Regions from separate parts of the Mus musculus genome. Here region 1 is linked to region 2. A link is a loop called in an ENCODE intact Hi-C map of the cell type or tissue named here. Cell type or tissue: left cerebral cortex. All regions are shown on one strand. Each heading gives the region's core, and the rest is flanking DNA. Links, peaks and the distances in the headings are about the cores only. Region 1 overlaps Zfp667 (zinc finger protein 667). Region 2 has its middle 3.6 kb from the start of Zfp78.

Region 1 (7,120 bases), core at 1,055-6,054, 48 kb before region 2:
CCTGTCCCATGTGAGGACACAGGCGGGCCATCTGCAAACCAAGAAAAGATCCTACCAGAACCTGACCAGTTTGCTACGCTCACCTTGGACTTCCAGCTTATGGAGGAACTGTGAGAACCTAATTTCTCTTAAGTCAGCTCGTCTGTGATGCTGTGTTATAGCAGCTCAAGCTGATTGGTTCATGGAAGACCTCCTAGGTTAAGGTACTGGCTGCTTTCCTTTGATCCATCCAATACGTTCAATGTATCTTTTTTTTTTTGGTCCCCTTTTCCAGCATCTGTAAGCTGTATAAAAAATAAAGTCTGTGTTCTTTTGTGTGATTAGATTATATACAAAGAGGTTCTTTTACATGTTCTCTTCTGCACGTGCCGTTTAAGAGAACATCTGTTTCTTGTTAAGAAAAGCTTATAGTATTTGTTTACATTGTTAAGAAAAGTTTATAGGGGTTCTAATTTTGAGCACAAACATTGGGATTTGAATAGGAAATGTCCACCACCACAGGCTCACCATTCCCAGCTGGTAGGAGGCTCCAGGTGAGGCCCAACTGGAGGTGTCCCTACCCGAGAGGCAGTCGAACAGGGACTTGAGGGGCACCTGGAAGAGAGTGGGGGACAAAGAAACACAAAGAACGGACAGCAAGTCAGGAGTCCCTGGTCAAGCTGACAAATTTTTGTTTTTCCCACACAGGTTATATACTTGTAGGAGCAGGAAGGGGGTGGAGGGGCGTCGCTTTGTCTCTGGCTAATGCACCTATTCCCAGGAACAGGATATTGACTGGGTAAACAGTTCAGCAGAAAGATCAGAACAGTAAGGGTTATTAGGCACCTGTCCACAAGATTTATAGCTATTTGTTCTCCACTGACTTCAGGATCTATGTCTATTTGTACTCAGCTGGGCTAGTACTTTACTACAGAGGCCAAGACTTTGTAAGTAAGCACTTATGGCTGACAAGGCAGTTAACATTCAAACAGGGTCGCTCCCAACATGGAGGAGCTGTCATAATGTGCATGAGGTATCCTTGGGTACTATGTCTTGTCCCACCCTCTCCTTTAGAACCTTCCTTTATTTCCTTTTTAAAGATTTATTTATTTATTATATGTAAGCTGTTTTCAGACACTCCAGAAAAGGGCATCCGATAGTTGTGAGCCACCATGTGGTCTCTGGGATTTGAACTCAGGACCTCCGGAAGAGCAGTCAGTGTTCTTAACCACTGAGGCAACTCTCCAGCTCTCACTCCAGCCCCGCTAGCTCCAGCCCCACTTGCTGTAGCTGTCTTCAGACACCCCAGAAGAGGGGCCTCAGATCTCATTACAGATGGTTGTGAGCCACCATGTGGTTGCTGGGATTTGAAGTCAGGACCTTTGGAAGCAGTCAGTGCTCGTAACCACTGAGCCATCTCTCCAGCCCCTAAAACTTTCCTTTAAAGAGTTAAATGTTTTATCTTATTTGTGTGAGTATATCAAGCAGATGCAGGGACTTGTAGCCAAACAGTAGGCAGAGCTCAGGGAACACTATAGAAAAGGGGAGGATGGATTGTAGGAGCCAGAGGGGTGGAGGGCATGGCCCAAAGATACCAACTAAGCAGGAATCAGGGGCTCACAGAGCCTGCATGGGCCTAGTCTTACTGCTTCTTGCTTTGCTGTGTTTGGGTGAGATCCCTGAGAGGCCTATTCTTTTCTGAAGGGAAATGGAGGAATAGTGGCTCTGGGGAGCTGAGTGTGTGGGAGGGTGGGGGGGTACAGGACTGAGAGGAGTAGAGGGAGTGGAAGCTGGTGTCAGCATGTATGAGAGAAAAATAAGTAAAAAGAAAAAAGTTTAAAATTATATATATATGCCTGTGTGTATGTATGCGCACCACTCATAAGCCTGGTGCTCAGATGCCAGAGAGGCCATCAGATTCCCTGGAACTGGAGTTATGGTTGTGAGTCACCGTGTGGGTGCTGGGAACTGAACCTCTGCAATAATAAGTGCTCTCAACTGCTGAGCCATTCCTCCACCCCTCTGCCCCTTTAAGCCATTCATTCCTCCACCCCTCTGTCCCTTTAAGCCATTCCTCCATCTCTCTGCCCCTTTAAGCCATTCCTCCAACCCTCTGCCCCTTTAAGCCATTCCTCCATCTCTCTGCCCCTTTAAGCCATTCCTCCACCGCTCTGCCCCTTTAAGCCATTCCTCCATCTCTCTGCCCCTTTAAGCCATTCCTCCACCGCTCTGCCCCTTTAAGCCATTCCTCCATCCCTCTGCCCCTTTAAGCCATTCCTCCATCCCTCTGCCCCTTTAAGCCATTCCTCCATCTCTCTGCCCCTTTAAGCCAACCAGTCTATAGATTTCGATACAGCTCGAGCTAACTGGTACATTGGAGAGCTTACACCAGAACCTTCTCTATCTCTCCTTTCCCCATCTCTTTTCTGATTACCATAAGAGGGCCTGCTTTGCCCTGCTTGCCCTGCTATCACGGAATAAACCCAAAATACTTTGTTTTGCTCAGGTATTTTGTCTCAGCAATAAACATTCTAATACAGGTAAGAAAACAACCAAAGCATACAGAAGTTAAACTTGCAGGCAGGGTAAAGGCCGCTGAAATGTTACATTGTCAGATACATAGACAAAAATAAAATCACTGCAGCAAGTGTGGAGGATGGCATAGAGAAGACTCAAGGAGAAGTATGTTTTTCTGTATTTCTACACCTCTCCCTTCTGTCCAAATCTTTATGTTCTGTTAAGTCGTTTTTTCTTGGTTCTAGATCAGCAGTATCTCTAAGAGGCTGCCATCTGAGATGTATCTCAGTGGTAGTAGAGCACATGCATTCTGATTTTCATTCTGTTTGCTGAGATAAAATATTGACTAAAAACAGCTCAGAAGGAGAGTCTGTTTGCCTTACACTTCCAGGGCGCAGATCGTCATTGAGAAGTCAGGGTAGGAGCTTGGAAGGCAGAACCAGAGGCAGGCTGTTTCCTGGCTGGTTCTCAAGCTAGCTGCCGCACACACCTCAGGACAACCGGCCCAGAGAATGATGGTACCCACAGACCCCATTTTACAGTCGAAGACCATCCTCCACAGACATGCCCAGAGTCTGATCTGGGCAGTTTTTCTCAAATGCTAAGCTACAAGTCTAATGGACCTGAGTGCAATCTTGGAACTCACATGGTGAAAGGAGAGAACCAATTTCTGCAGGTTGTATACACACATGCACACGCGCACACACACACACAAAACACACTTCAATGTAATCTTTAAAAAGAATATATGAGATTGAACTACCTGAAATACACCTTAAATATGTAAATTAAATGTAAATTGGTGTTTTGTGTGTGGTGATAGTAGGGATAGTAGTATAAACACTCAAAAAGCTGAAACGTGGGAAAGGGGATAAAAAGAGTTCTAGAGTAATTGCCTAGCATGTGGTGAGGCGCTGGGTTCAATTCCAACAGGTAAAAAAGAGAGGCTATAATAGAGGGGTTAGTGTACAAGAACACATAATTCTCAATGGACATAAGTTGATTTATAGAGGTGCAAATTAAATGATGTTAAAGAGCCAACAGAAATAACCAGGATCCCTGCTTGGCTTGAGCTACCCAGATACCTTTTCTTTTTTTTTTTTTTTTTTTTTTAAAGATTTATTTATTTATATGTAAGTACACTGTAGCTGTCTTCAGACACTCCAGAAGAGGGAGTCAGATCTCATTACGGATGGTTGTGAGCCACCATGTGGTTGCTGGGATTTGAACTCCGGACCTCCGGAAGAGCAGTCGGGTGCTCTTACCCACTGAGCCATCTCACCAGCCCCCAGATACCTTTTCAAAAAAGAAAAAAAAAAAAGGTGTTTAGCTCCCTCCCGGGTGGTCAAGGTACACACATGATACACCCCTCACCAAGCTCAAGTAGAAGGACCTAGATTCAGATTTCCAGTACCTATTTAAAAGTCAGGCATGGCTGCAAACGTCTGTAACTCCAATTCTGTGAGGTAGAGACAGCTGGGTCAGGGGTTGCTTGCTGAGAAAAGGTGAATGCCAGATTCATTGAGAGACATTCTCAAAAACTAAAACAGAGCCAAGAATGTTACATTGTTACATGCCTTTAATCCCAGAACTCAGGAGGCAGAAGTAGGGGGATTTCTATGAGTTCAAAATTAGCCTGGACTACTACATAAATACCTTCTAGTCGACAAAACAAAAACAACGAAAGGGAGGAGCCTGGAGAGATGGCTCAGTGATGGAGAGCACTTGGTGCTCTTTCAAAAGACAGACTCAGTTCTAGCACCCAGATGGTGGCTCGTAGCAGTTGCAGGGGATCTGGCCTCCAAAGAAATGAGGCACACATGGTGCCCAAACATGCAGGCAAAACCACCCATACACTAACAAATACAATCAACGAGGCTGGGGAGATAACTATGGTAAAGTACTTCCCACAAAAGCCTGGCCACCTCAATTGGATCCATGAAACCTATGTTAAAATCAGATATGATAGCACCTACTGTAATCTTTACTCTTATGTATAACCTCTCATGTGTATTCTTGCTAGGGACCCTAATAAAAACCCATTGTGGTGCTGGGGAAATTTCCATCCAGCACCTTTGGCTCACAACTATCTATAACTCTAGTTCCAGGGGATCCGACACCTCTGGCTTCCTCAGGCACTAGACATACATGTAGACAAAACACCCATACACATAAAGTACATATTAAAAATGAAACAACTCATTGGTTGACCAAGTTGGACTCTGATATGATCTTTTGTTTTGACTCTGAGATGGGTAATGTCTCTCTCTCTCTGTGTGTGTGTGTGTGTGTGTGTGTGTGTGTGTGTGTGTGTGTGTCTGTTGCATCTCACTAGGAAAGTTTGTCATACTACATGGCTCTATAGAGTGGTTCCAGAAAGTTATTATTATCATCACTTGAGAGAAGCAGTGCTGTCACCATAATATTAGGTAGCTAGTGAGGTGTTAGCAGGCTTAAAGTTGTTGAGGGTGGACACATCCCTCAGTAGCAGCAACTTGTAAAACCAGAAAACAAAATGTAGGACTCTGATTATTGATCAAAACAGTGGGACTGAAGTCATATCTCTATCCTTAAGTAAAGATATGACATTCTGAATTTGCCAGAAGGGATGGTATGGTGGTTTGAATAAGTTTGCTCCCCCTCCCCCATAGATTCATGTGTTTGAATGCTTGGCCCATAAGGAGTATCACTATTATGAGTTATGGTCTTGTTGGAATAGTTGTGGACTTGTTGGAGGAATTGTCTCACTATGGAGGCGCGCTTTCAGGTCTCATATATAAACTCAAGCTATGCCTAGTGTAATAGACTTCTCCTGCCTACAAACAGGACACACTCCCCTTCTACTGCCTGTGGATCAAGAGGTAGAACTCTCAGTTCTTCTAGCACCATATCTGCCTGCACTCTGCCATGCTTCCTGCCATGATGATAACGGTCTAAATCTCTGAAACTATAAGGCAGTCCCAATTAAATATTTTCCTTTCAACAAGTTCCTTTTGATCATGGTGTCTGTTCACAGCAATAAAAGCCTAAGACAGTTGGTAAGGAACAAGGGTTTATATACCATTACTTCTTTCCTTAGGAGTTAACTCAAATGAGCCTATCAATCACCCAGGTTGAAAATTACTTTGGGGAAATTGTTTTAGAGACAATAGAAATATAAACAGTGCCTCGATTTCTGTGGCTTCTGTTCACTTTCACCCACAATGGTCCTTTTGGAATGCTGTAATTTGCCCTTTAACAGACACCTGCTATCCATACTTTGCTGTTTGTGTCTTGTCTGAATTCTTTCAGTGGAGATCGTATAGAATAGGATGCAAAGGGGAAGCCAGAGCTAGAGCTTGGCAACACTTAAGATGATTATTCTGGGGCCAGGGTACAATCTCTCCATCATATGAGGTTAATTCTCACCCTTTGTCAGAAAAAAAAAAGTGTGCACGTGTGTGTAGAAAGTATGTATGCACCAGAAGGAGCCTGTTTTTGGAGGCTGATGTCAGGTGATCTCAATTGTTCTCCACTTAAAAAAAAAAGATTACAGTATATATGTATTCATGATGTGAGGGGAAATGTGTGCCATGATGCTAATACGGAGGTTAGAGGACAATTGTGGGAAGTAGATTTTCTGCTACCACCTTTCCCTAGGTCCTGGAGCTTGAAGTCAGGCTTGTGCAGCAAGGGTTTTATGGGCTGAGCCATAGTGATGGTCTGCCATCTTTTCTTTTGAGAAAGATTCTCTCACCAACTTCGGATAGACTGATGAGTCAATGGGACTTGCCTGTCTGCATTTGCAGCGCTGTGCTTATGGACTGGCACAGTGCTGTACCAAGCTTTCGTGTGGGTGCTGGGAGTTATGGACTGGCACAGTGCTGTACCAAGCTTTCGTGTGGGTGCTGGGAGTCCGATCTCAGGTCCTCACACTTTGCATGGAAGGCACTTTAGTGAGCCATTTCCCAAGCCCCGTAAAAATATCGATCACACTGTTGTTCCTAGAATCCAAGGTGAGAGCAGGTTTAATAATGGAGACCTCTGGGCATCTTTCACAGGGTCTTGTGGGACTAGGTATGGAATCAATGCTTTTAAAAAGGAGCTGCTATAATTCCGAACATTGGCAATATATATTTTAACAAAATAAATTGCTATAATCCCAGACACTGGCAATATATAGTCTTTCCCTTGTGAATATGCATATAAATAGCTTATTAGTTTTATGGAATTCTCAAAGAATCAGCTTTTGGTTTGAATTTCTATTTGATTTCCATTCGTGTGTGTGTGTGTGTGTGTGTGTGTGCGCAAATGATAGGGAGTGAGAGATAGGGCCTCCCTCACACACCCATGCCTTTCTATAATCCCTGTTTTTTTTAAAAGATGTTTTAGTATGTTATGCAAGTTTGCATATAGTTTGCATGTATGTATGTGCACCACTTGCATGCATGTCAAGGAGGCCAGAAAAGGGCACCAGACACCCTGGAACTGGAGTTACAGGTGGTAGTGAGCCAACATGTGGATACTGAGAACTGAGTCCACGTCCACAGCAAGCACAAGTGCTCTTAACCATTGAGCTAGCTCTGCAAACCCTAGTGTCCACTCTTATGCCATGGACTTCATCGCGCTTCCTTTGCTAATTTGT
Region 2 (7,120 bases), core at 633-5,632:
TACCTGTGAACAAGACTAGATGGCAGAGACCTCAGCGACTGATGAGTACCGAAGAGGGAAAGAGATACAGGCTCCTGTCATGTTCATGTTAAATGGACATTCCAACACACCTTTAATTCTTATAAAAATCAGTTTATTGGGGAACAATCATCATTAGCATCTATGATAAAGAACAGTGCCAGCACCAGAAAGTCCCTGAAGTGTCCTTGAAATGCTATTTTCTCTTTCTCCTTTGTATTAGTTTGCCTTCTATTGATGTGATAAAGATCAAGACCAAACACAACGCAGGGAGTAAAGGGTTAATTTCACCTTGCAGCTTACAGTCTACCAGGAATGGGACTCAGCCTTGGAACTCAAGGCCAGAATTGGCGCTAAGACCATGAAGACTTTTGCTTCCTGGTTTGCTCAGATTTTGTTGCTATTGTTGTTTTGTTTGTTTTCCAACAGAGGACCATCTGCTCAAGTAAAGCGCCACTCACAGCTGAGCTCTCCAACGTCAGTCATTTAAAAAAAAGAAAGAAAGAAATCCCCAGGGCTGTAGAGACGGTCAGCAGTTAAGAGCACTGGCTACACACGTGGCAGGTCACAACTGTCGTAACTCCAGTTCCAGGGCACCGGACACGGACACCCACACCCAGACATACAAATAGGCAATACACCAATACACGTAAAATAAAAAAAAATAATCATTTTTAAAATGCCCCATGCAGGTACTTGTCCACCAACTGATCTAATGGAGATTACTCCCTCAGTTAAGGGTTCCTCTTCCCAGAGGATTCTAGCTTGTGTCCAGTGGAAAACAATCGAGCCGGCACACCCTTTGGATCTTGGGTAGCTAGTTTATGAAGTTATGCCACAACCTTAGGTTCTTCCTTCCTTGCCATTTTACCACAGCACCATGATTCCCAAAGTCGTGCCAAGTTTTCTGTGCCCAGTCCCCAATATTTTCTGACTTGTGTCTTCATGGTTTTGGTTTGGTTTGGTTTGGTTGTTATTATTGTTCTTCCAGACAGGGTTTCTTTATGTAGCTGTCCTGTAAGTAGCTCTGTAGATCAGGCTGGCCTCAGACACACAGATCTGTCTGCTTCTGCTTCTTGAGTCCTGGGATTAAATGTACGTGCCACCACTGCCCAGCTTTGTCTTCACAACTTAAAAAAAGATCTTTTTGGTCTTTTCTCCCCTTCTCTCATATATTACATCCCAACTGTAGTTTCCCCTCTCTCCCTTCCTCTCCCCTCCCTTCAGTATCTTCCTCCCATCTCTCCTCTCCCCCAGACTCCCAACCTCACCCCTGCCTCCCTTCCAAAAAGAGCAGGCCTCCCAGGGACATCAACCAAACGGGGCATAACAAACTACAATAAGACCAGGCACATGCCAGCACATCAAGGCTGGATGAGGCAACTCAGAAGGAGGTGAAGGGTCCTTCCTATAAGCATGAAAACGGAGACAGGCCCTGCTGACACTGTAAGGAGTTCTGCTCAGCCATAACATATGCAGACCCTAGGTCAGATCCTACAGACTCGCTGATTTCCAAGAGACCCACAAGTCCATGACTTCGTGCCTTGTGTTCTTGTGTCGCTAACCCCTCTGGTTTCCCTTCCTCTTTCTCCACATGACTCCCAAGCTCCTTCTAAGGTTTGGCTGGAGGACTCTGCCTCTGTTCCCGTCATTTGCTGGATAGAGTCTCGCTGGTCTCTTTGATGCAGTTTTGCTAGTCTTAGAACAGTCCGCAGGCAGGGCAGATCGTAGGTTGAAGGTTTTGTGGTTGAATTGGTGTTCTAGTCCCAACCAACCTTGCCTGGTTACAGAAGATGGCTAGCTCAGCCCCATGTTCCCCATTGCTAGGAGTGAGAAGGATTTTATATGTTGACACACCAGCTGATGTTTGCTGTTACCTCAGTGTAACTGCTTTGTAAGAACCAGCAATGGTTGCCTCCATTTCTCTGTTGCTGAATATTTACATTGCTTAAAAAAAAAAATTCTGCTGAGCATCTTACCCATCCATGTTTTGGTGAGGACTGGGGAGTTACATCCACAGGAATGTCTCCAGGGTGGAGATCTCACAGTAGATACCTGGATCATGCATCATCATTCACTGCAGCCAAGCTTGAGAACTGTTGCTGGGTCTGGACAGCAGCCACTCTCCAGCTGCCACCAGCTGTTAGTTAGAATATCACCGAATTGGACTCAGTACTTAGGGAGACTTCTGGCTAGAAACTGCATTGAACCGGTGGCCTTTTAGGAGTCCACAAAAAGGATATTTCCCACCATCCTTTCCAGTAGAATTAGGATTGGTCTGGAAGCCAGGCCTACTGAGTACACAAATACACTATTATTAGTGGCTTAAGGAGCCCCTTCTTTTCAAGGCATTGAGTCTGGGGTAACTTGTCCCAGAAGTGAATGTCTAGCTGGGGGAAGCATGTGAGAAAATTTTGGCTTAACAGAGCAACATCTCTGGCTGGATTGATGAATCAGTGGTGAAGAGCACTGGCTGCTCTTTCAGAGGACCCTGGTTCAATTCCCAGCAACCACATGGCAGGTCAGAATTTAACTCCAGTTCCAGGGGATCCAACACCCTTAAGAGAGCAACATCTTAGTAGTAGGACCCAAACTATCCCATGTTTTGAAAACAGATTGGCTGAGTGTGGTAGTGTGTAACCCAAGAGCAGCACCGTGGCCTAGAACTTCCGGGTAACAATATTCCACCAAAATAAAATAAAATAAAATAAAATAAAATAAAATGGGGGCTGGCAAGCGGGTAAGAACACTGACTGCTCTTCCAAAGATCCTGAGTTCAAATCCCAGCTACCACATGGTGACTCAAAACCACCCGTAATGAGATCTGAAACCCTTTTGGGGTGGGTCTGAAGTCAGCTACAGTGTACTTATAATAATAAATAATCTTTGGGTCAGAGCGAGCAGGGACTGAGGGAACGGAGTGGACCGAAGGGAGAGGGACCGAGCAGGGCCTAGTGGGGCAGAGTGGGGTTGAATGGAGCGAGCAGAGGTATCCGAAATTCAATTCCCAACAACCACACGAAGGCTCACGACCATCTGTACAGCTACAGTGCACTCACATAAATAAATAAATAAATAAATAAATAAATAAATAAATAAATAAATAAATAAGCCTTTAAACATAAATAATGAATGAATAAATGAATAAATAAAATAAAGGTGTAGTTGAACACTCTTACCAGCAGGTGGCACTAGAGTACCGTGAAACATCCTTTCATACCTTGGTGCTTTTAAAGGTTATTAAACACCCTTTCCTCTCTCCTTGTGTCAACTCCAGATTGAGTCCATATCTTCTGATCCTTTGTGTACAGGAATATAGTAATTTTTTTTTGGTTGAGACAGACTCTCACTATGTAGCTAAGGCTGGAATTTCAGGTAAGCACCATCCCTGATATTTTTCCCCCTTTATCCAATCCAAGGCCTTCCCAGTTTCAGGATTTAGCACTGAGCTGCCTCTGCAACTTCAATAAGACATTGAACCCAGTGCAATTTACCTTCTTCCCCTACAACATGGTTTTCGTGTGTCAGCTGAATTCTGGCATCCTCACCCCCACTGTAGAAACAGCAACCCAAGGAGCTTAATACTGAAAAGACGGAGTTAGCCAGAGCCAGGCCTACCCTAACAGGCTTTAAACTGACTCTGCAAAGTCCACACCTGCATTCCATCTCGATGTATGCTGGATCCATGCATGCAGGATTTCTGCAGAATAAACACTCTTTGACATTGCATTCTATTTGGGTCTTTGCAAGTCATGGACCCTTACAATACATCTACCCTTTACCTCAGTTGCAGGATTAGACCATGTTGTTCTCTGTCTAGGAACACAAAAAAGTACAGAAAGTCAGAACAGGTGTCTAGATAGTGAGACCAACAAGGAGGCCTGTATCCATCTATCTCTCTCTATATCCATACCTATCCACCTACCATCTGCCTCTCCATCTATCAGTAACTCATGTCTATTTGTCTATTCATCTACCATATATTCTTCACTCTGCTACCACCCATCTATTTTTTTTCATTATTTCCATGAGTGGAAAAATAGCCTTTTGTTATTTATAAGGCCATTTCAGTCACAAATGAGTTTCTGTTGATGAAGTCATTACATGTTTTGTTTTGCAAATTTATGTTTTCTTTACTTCTACACCTCCAGTTTCTGGAAGCTAAAAGTGTTTTTTGAAAGAGGATTTCATTCTAGCTGAGGCTGGCCTGGAACTCACTATGAAACCAAGGCTGGTTTTGAATTTGTGGCAATTCTCCTGCCTCAGCTGAGTGCTGAGGTAGCAGGAATCAGCAGCTACACTCAACATGGTTCGTTAAGGAGGGTTTTCCTCAATGGGGGAGTTGAGAACTCTTTAGGGGGGGTCAGCCCACCCTTCCACAGGGGTTGCATATCAGACATCCTGCATATCAGAAACTTACATTACAATTTATAATAGTAGCAAAATCACAGTTATGAAGTAGCAATGGAAATAATTTTATAGGTGGGGGTCATCACCACAGGAGGAAATGTATTAAAGGGTTGCAGCATTAGGAAGGCTGAGAACCACTGTGGTAAGGTACTTTACATGACTGCAGGGGAGCCACCCAAGTGCTAAGACAGCTGTAACTCACAGTTTTATCTTTGGAGTGTGTGTGTGGGGGGAGGGAGGCGAGGGTGTGTGTATGGAGGCATGGGGTGGATAAAGGTAACATTGATTAACAGTAGCCCATGACTTAACCAATCATACCTACCTAATAAAGCCTCAGCTTGGCCCGCCCCGCCCCGCCCCGCCCCGCCCCGCCCCGCCCCCAGTCCCTGCCTCTGCCTCCAAGCAATGCAAGGCTTTCAGAAAGACCAAGAAGAATACAGCCATGTGCTAGGGGAGTGACACACTTCAACCCTGTGGGGAGAGAAACTCCAATTCTTACTTACTTCTGCACTTTGTCTTCAACTTGTTCATTTGTGTCCTTTAAAGTCTCCTATAAACAACAACAACAACAACAACAACAACAAGAGAATCCTGTGTTTTCCTGATATCTTTCACGCTAGCAAATGAATAGAACTCAAGAAGCACAGGTGGTAGAAACTTCAGCTTAGAGTCAGAAACACAGGTAAAACAACTGAAGTTTGGGAGTTCCATCTCAAACAGTGGGGAGTTTTGTAGGGCCAAGCCTTCAATTCCAGGTACTGTCAAAACTGAATTGATGACAACTAGCAGATATCTTTTATGGAATAGGTTTTCAAAGATGTTGAAATGTTATCTGAAGAAATCAGGAAATGTATGACACACCCTCCCTACTTTATATTTCTTTATAGCCCCCCATTTGTCAGGTCTGCTTTATCTGTGGAAATTAAGATCCAAGAAGCCAGGGAACTGTCTTTGCTTCTTCTCTCTCTTCATCCACATGGCCTCGTTTTATTTGTTTCAGCTTTTAATACAACTATCGATTTCTTGGTTCTTCAATGCAGGGTTAATTTCTAGTTTGGCAAAAGGCAGAAAAAAAAATCTGACTCTTGGGGTTGGGGATTTAGCTCAGTGGTAAAGTGCTTGCCTAGCAAGCCCAAGGCCCTGGGTTCGGTCCTCAGCTCCGGAAAAAGGAAAAAAAAAAGAAAAAAAAAGAAAAAAAATCTGACTCTTATATTTTGGTTCCTATGACATTGTCGTATTTGCTGCTTCCAACATTATGACATTCCCATTTTGTAGGTGAAACATATGCTGGTTTGCTGATCCCAGAGGTGATCAACATGAGTGGGAGGGAGGAGACAATCAGATGTAGAATAGTGGCTGTTTTTATTGTAGCAAAGCTTTCCCGCAAAGATCAAACTTCCAAGCCTTGCGTCGTGGGGGCTCACACCATTGATTTCAATTTGGAAGAAAACGAATGGATACAGAAAGATCAAGAGTTACCCATTTCGGAGGTTAGTCTGGGCTAACCACCTCAAATCTCCCTCTACAAAAATTATAATCTCAAAAACTAACAATAAAGATCGAGCTTGGTTAAGTAAGGGACAGTGACATCAAGGAGGCTCACAAAAGAGTGTGAGGGAAGCCTCACGAAAGGGTGGGGAGCCTAACAAAGAGCTGGCGCAAGACTCGCCCTAACCGACACGGCTAGGAATCCTGGGCAACCCTTCTGTATAATCACGCACTCAGCCACACACTGTCACAGCTCCAATCCGTTCTGCAAACAGTCTTAAATGGTGCCTTTCTCCTCAAATTCTGCCCTTTTTCTCTGACTCCTCTGAGAAGCCGCCCCTTCTCCTTCAAGCCCCGCCCTCACCTCGGGCTGCGGGGAGAACCTCCCTACTTGCTAAGCCCTGCCCCTCATCTCAGAATGCTGTAAACCCTCCCCTTTTCTGCTTAGCGCCAGGCTCACCATGCACTACGCTGAAAACCTGCTCTTTCGCCTCAAGCCCCGCCGCCCTCTAGATTTTGCTGAGAACCCGCCCCTTCTATACTAAGTCCCGCCCTCTAGAATCTGCTGAGAACCCGCCCCTTCTTCAAGCCCCGCCTTCACCTCTGACTGTGAGGAGAACCGCCCTACTGGCTAAGCCCCGCCCCTTCAGATTGCCGAGAACCCACTCCTTCAATGCTTAGCACCGCCCTCACACGAGCCGCTGAGAACCCGCCCCTTCTCCTCCAAGCTCCGCCCTCACCTCCGGAGGCGGAGACCAACCGTTCTTGCTAAGCCCCGCCCTCACCTCGGATTCTTCTGAGAACCCGCCCCTCCTCTAATCCCTGCCCTCACCTCACCTCACACAGAGCTGAGAACCCGCCCTACTTGATAACCCCGCCCCTCACCTAATACGGATAAGCTCCCGCCCCTTACCCACTTAGTACCGCCCTCTCCAGGGACTCTGCTGAGAACACGCCCCTTCTCCACCAAGCCCCGCCCCTTACTCCAGTTTCTTCTGGGAACCTTCCTATCTAAGCCCAGCCCCTCACATCAAACTTCTGAGACCCTTGCTCTTCTCTGCTTAGCTTTGCCTTCACCCTCAGTCTAAGAAACTGTTCTCCGTAGTACCCGCTTCTCATCGCAGACTTCGCTGAGTACACGCCCCTTCAGCCCCACCTTTCTCAGATTAAGCTCTTAGGTCGTCGCTGGCAGAGGCTGCGCTTG

The links. A loop is a pair of places that touch in the nucleus more often than their neighbours do. Peaks named below come from ENCODE experiments on the same cell type or tissue, not always from the same donor. Only the 100,000 strongest peaks of a DNase experiment are listed, where the experiment ranks them.
Region 1: a loop joins it to region 2, with 5 times the contacts of the local background. A loop is called at or near these places in 2 of 42 quality-filtered maps.

What each region holds. Positions count from the first base shown.
Region 1 is chr7:6,307,347-6,314,466 of GRCm38, forward strand. Zfp667 (zinc finger protein 667) reads left to right here. Exons shown (of 5, transcript NM_001024928.2): 5 at 1-537. It also overlaps a transcript of Zfp583 not described here. Among named protein-coding and RNA genes, the nearest start is that of Zfp583, 20 kb to the right of the region's middle. In left cerebral cortex, for the core only: no CTCF peak of the experiment used is centred there; a DNase peak (open chromatin) is centred at 2,957.
Region 2 is chr7:6,356,174-6,363,293 of GRCm38, forward strand. It overlaps a transcript of Zfp78 not described here. Among named protein-coding and RNA genes, the nearest start is that of Zfp78, 3.6 kb to the right of the region's middle. In left cerebral cortex, for the core only: a CTCF peak has its summit at 3,195 (motif pointing right); DNase peaks (open chromatin) are centred at 3,215 and 3,571.